2 separate regions of the Homo sapiens genome follow, and region 2 is linked to region 1. Evidence: chromatin loops called from intact Hi-C (ENCODE). Cell type or tissue: A673. All regions are shown on one strand.

The links. A loop is a pair of places that touch in the nucleus more often than their neighbours do. Peaks named below come from ENCODE experiments on the same cell type or tissue, not always from the same donor. Only the 100,000 strongest peaks of a DNase experiment are listed, where the experiment ranks them.
Region 2: a loop joins it to region 1, with 2.5 times the contacts of the local background. A loop is called at or near these places in 4 of 110 quality-filtered maps.

Annotation. Positions count from the first base shown.
Region 1 is chr1:236,608,291-236,610,790 of GRCh38, forward strand. No RefSeq gene overlaps it. Among named protein-coding and RNA genes, the nearest start is that of HEATR1, 5.0 kb to the left of the region's middle. In A673, a CTCF peak has its summit at 1,026 (motif pointing right); a DNase peak (open chromatin) is centred at 1,041.
Region 2 is chr1:236,733,440-236,735,939 of GRCh38, forward strand. ACTN2 (actinin alpha 2) reads left to right here. Exons shown (of 21, transcript NM_001103.4): 8 at 2,196-2,281. Among named protein-coding and RNA genes, the nearest start is that of ACTN2, 48 kb to the left of the region's middle. In A673, no CTCF peak of the experiment used is centred here; no DNase peak of the experiment used is centred here; H3K27ac peaks cover 985 bases.

The DNA of each region.
Region 1 (2,500 bases):
AAGGCAGGTTCCCACATTTTTAAGCAAATTTATTTTGTATGATTTGTGATATGCAGAGATCACGATCTAAGGATGATGTTGAAGACTTTCTCGTGTTTACTACTAAATCCTAACTACCAAATAAAGTACCTGGAACGTGGTTAACAATACATATTTATTTATCGAATGAATGAATGAATATAAATGTGCATAAGCTGTATCTGTATCTCCTTCCTGTTCAAGAAATGTGTATCAGAATTCAAGTGAATAAGTGTAGCATTATTATAGGAATAACTTAGAATTATTCTAACTATAATAAAAGTAAAATTTTCACAAACTTCAAAGTTTAATTATTAGTAGAGTGTTTACATCATATATCACAACTGATGGGATACCATCCACTTGAAAATATATCTGTTGCTGGGCTCAGTGGCTCACGCTTGTAAACCCAGCAGGTTGAGAGGCCAAGGCTGGCATATCGCTTGAGCCCAGGAATTCAAGACCAGTCTGAGCAACATGGGGAAACTCCACCTCTGCAATGAGCACAAAAATTAGCCGGGCATGGTAGCACGCCCTGGGAGGCTGAAAATGGGAGGATCAGTTGAGCCTGGGAGGATCAATTGAGCCTGGGAGGCAGAGGTTGAAGTGAGCTGAAATTGCACCACTGAACTCCAGCCTGGGTACCAGAGGGAGTCGCAAAAAGTAAAAAGAAAGAAAGAAAGAAAAATAACGAGAAAAGAAATAGGATGTGTGTAATTAGCAATGTAAAGTCAACATATGAAATCTACATTTTGGCAATATGCTAAAAAAAATTGACTAGTTAAATGATTGAGAAGTATGTGTTTCGTCATATTGCATCCCAAACAAATTTATTTGCATTTTTATAAGCTTGAGCACTTGTGCTCTTGCTACCAAAAAATTTATAATTTTTTTTTTTTTTTTTTTTTTTGGTTATTTTGAAATGTACTGGGAGGGAGCTAGGAATTAAAAAAAAAAAAAAAGATTTGGAAATCAACAGGAGCAAGTTCCTGAAACATCTTTGGAAACCGGCAGGTGGCACCAAAGCATTTTCCTGACCCCAGAGGGCATTCAGGGTATCCCCAGTTGCCTCATGGAAGTATCAGTTTTCACACTTTTTAAAATGGAAAATTATATACAATTATCTAAAAATTGGTTCATGAAAGCTTCCATGTGTCATAAAAATGCCATAAAAATAATGCCTTCGAAGGTTGTTTAGAGAACTACAGGACTTAACAATATTTAGATATTCTTGGCTAATGAGAATCATTCAAAGTCATTGTTTAATAAATACATTAAATTTAGATGTGGGTAGCCTGAATCCCTTTCTTCTCTCATCCTCACCACATTCTAAGTTAGCTTCTATTGACTATTTGCCACTGGGGACACTTCTTATTGATGAGGGCAATGGTGAAGTAGAGAACTGGGAAAGCCAGCAGGTGAAACCAGCATATTTATCATATAAATATGGTAGCAAAGAATTATCCAGGACAGTTTTGGGGAGGAGATGAGGGACAAAGGACTTGGTTCTATGTGAGATGGTTTTGAAGGGAAATTTGGGACAGAAAGAGTTTTGGGAGGAAGTTGGAGAGAAGGGCAACTCCCTGTGTGAGATAATATTACATACTAGATGGATAGGAAATAGAGAGAAAAAAAGATTTTTGTTTTATGTTTGGATTCTTCCTTAGGTATTCTTAAAAGACTTATGTGAAAATTTCAATTTATTTTTAGTTCTATTTGAGAGTGACTAGTATTTCTTTTTTTCTTTTGAGATGGAGTTTCACTCTTGTCCACCAGTGGTATGATCTCAGCTCACTGCAACCTCCACCTCCCAGGTTCAAGAGATTGTCCTGCCTCAGCCTCCCAAGAAGCTGGGATTACAGGTGCCCACCACCACCCCAGGATAATTTTTGTATTTTTAGTAAAGAAGGAGTTTCACCATGTTGGCCAGGCTGGTCTCAAACTCCTGACCTCAAGTGATCTGCCTGCCTCAAACTCCCAAAGTGCTAGGATTACAGGTGTGAGCCACCGTGCCCAGCCACTAGTATTTTTTATAGTGAAATTCTATGTTGTGGCTGGTTTCGAGACCCAGTAAGCCAGTCTAGTTTTATGTGGGTTATTGGAAGAAAGAGACAAAGATATCAGTATTTCCTAGTTACATGATTATATACCTAGAAAAGCCAAGGATTCCATTCTATAAACAGCTGGAATCAGTATGGAATATAGGAAACTAGGCAGCGCAAATATACACACACAGATACATATATAATGTGCTGCCAACATTTATCTACAACTGTAGGAAAATAAGCTGACCAGAAAAAGAGCCAATTTCCAATAGCAACACACACACACACACACACACACACACACACACACACACACACACAGAGTACCTGAGAGTAAATTAAACTTATAAGAAGATCTTCATGAATAAAACTATAAAACCTTATGGAAAATTAAAACAAAAGATTTTTGAGTGAGTGGAGAAGATGGATTGTTATAT
Region 2 (2,500 bases), 130 kb after region 1:
TCCTTCCAGGCAGATGGGGTGTGTTAGCACTGTGTTCATTTCCTCCTCCTCATCTTCCATACTTTTCTTCGTCTTTCCCTTTTAATGGTTCAGAAGAATGCTCACACGCTGTATTATTATCTTTACAGAATAATTGCTCAAAAGAATCTTCCGGCAAACAGTTCTGAACTTGGCCACCTAGCGTGTAGAGCGTGCGGTGGCATCACTGCCTAACAGATTTAGCCACGCATTCCCTGTATTCCTGTATTCCCATGCCTTCTATCAGCAGTTTAAAATTTCTGCTGCTCTTTGATGGTAATGTCAGGTCCAGGTCTCCTCAGATCATGAGTGCCTTTTGGTAAATCCTTGCCTTCCCGTCTGCTGCCATGGACCTTAATTCCTGTCATTTGTGTTGGTCTCTGAACCCAAGTGGGGATTTTCAAGTGACTCATCGGCCCACTCACCCATGAACTGTTATTTGTAGCAAAAACTGGTGAAACTCTTCCTAAACTTATCTACTGTGCTTTTACAAGGTTGTAAAAATTGTTTCTCTATTTCCCTCCACAAATCTTTGTTTGAGGTGCAGACTAGGTTTAGAACTGTGGGTACATTTGCTCCATGAAAACCTGCAGAAGTGATCTTGTGGACCCCTGGGCCCTCCATGTGTGTAGTAATAGAAAGTCCTGGTGAGTGTGCTGGTGTGTGCACTCTGTTCAATTCCGAGGGCCTAATTCTGTCCGTGGAGGTGCCTTTCTTGCTAGGTTAGGGCTCTTCTGGGTTAGCCTTGGCGTTCTCTTTGGCAATTCCTTTGTTTCCTTTGACTATTCTCAAAAGTGCACAGAGAGTAATCCCTTTGCAGGTGTGACTTCTTTGATTTGAGCCAAAATGTTAGGAACATAAGTGTATGGGGGCGAAGGGGGAGGATTCCTGATTCCAACACCTCTGAGGAAGTGCTTAGCAGAAGCCTGCTGGTATTAGAACATCCACGCGGTTAACCTTCTTTTCTCCACACAGATTTAGTATACACTGCCAGACCCGATGAAAGAGCCATAATGACTTATGTTTCCTGTTACTATCATGCTTTTGCTGGTGCACAGAAGGTGAGGATGTAAACCATGAGTCACTGCTCACCCTTCACCTTCTGTGTCTTAATTTTTTTTCAATTGTTTTCCTCTTTTTTCCCCCCTCTCCTCCGAGTAAGGAGACTGTCTGGTTCCCAGGAGGCAGTTGTTTGTCTTTTTTAGTCTAGCTTTCTTTGAAACTTACTTTCTGTTCATGCAGTGGTATGCCGTTCATGTTTGTTTTCTGGAAGATTCTATAGTTACACAACCCCACATCCTTTCTGTTCATAGTCTCTGCAAACCCAATGACTAGGTTTCACCATAGGGAATTGTCAGGTATCTTTTTAACTTCACTCTGACCCATTGACTGACCCAAGTTTATGAACGAGGTTAAAAAGCAACTTACCGAAAAATGGTGTTGCCAAGATGGAGGAAGAAAGGATGTAGGTTTTCATGGTTCTGTTTTCTGTCTTCCTTTTGGCTGTTTCAGCAATTAGTAGAAATAGTAGCGAGTCTTAATAAGCACAAGCCATGTAGACCCTTCTCTTTAGATGTTTTGTTATTCTTGGTGATTTCTATAAGCGGTATGGTAAGTATGTATTGAAGTTATTAAAAGAGCTGCCCTCTCCAGTGAATTTCATCCTCACGCAAGGCACTTTACAGAGTAGAAATCCCCAACAGTTGTTTGGGTGGGGAAGGGGAAGTGGGAAGACAGATAGCCCATTGCAGCCCTGTGAATATTCCCCGCATCTTGCAAAGTGACCTGCGTTCCCCAGAGCAGAGGGGCCGGGTGCCCTGATGCGGTTGGAGGACCGGAGTCACGAGGAAGGGGTAACAAGCTCTGATCTGCAACAGACCAGGTTTCCATGTGAAAGCATTGAATGCACCTTTAAAAGCCCATCAAGGGGTGGGGGAGAAAACAAGCCCTCAGTTTGATCCTTAAAAAACATGCTGGCTCAAACCATCCTGTTCACGAATCATTTCGATACAATATGGCCTTCCTGAGGTTCGGGACCACGGGCCCATGAAACACAGAAATCTGGTCAGTGTAAACCAATTTGTTCTTCCCTCTGTTCTCCCTGGTTTCTCTCCTTCGTCTGTATGTGTGTGGTGTGTGTGTGTGCGCGCGTCCTGTGTTATTTTCTCCCCCTTCAGACATCGTGAACACCCCTAAACCCGATGAAAGAGCCATCATGACGTACGTCTCTTGCTTCTACCACGCTTTTGCGGGCGCGGAGCAGGTACTCAACACTTGTCCGTCCGGGCTGTTGTGTTACTCTCTGTTGGTTTTAGTTGTGTGTGCATACTTGAGTGTGTGTTTGTGCGCTTCACATCTTACCTTGGAATCTTTCTGAGTGTTTTCTAATAACCTCATATGGCAAGTTCTAAACTGTGAAAACTTTTTTTTAACAGCTTTAACTTTAGACAGTTCCTGAAATGTTTTTATGTGTTTTACTTTT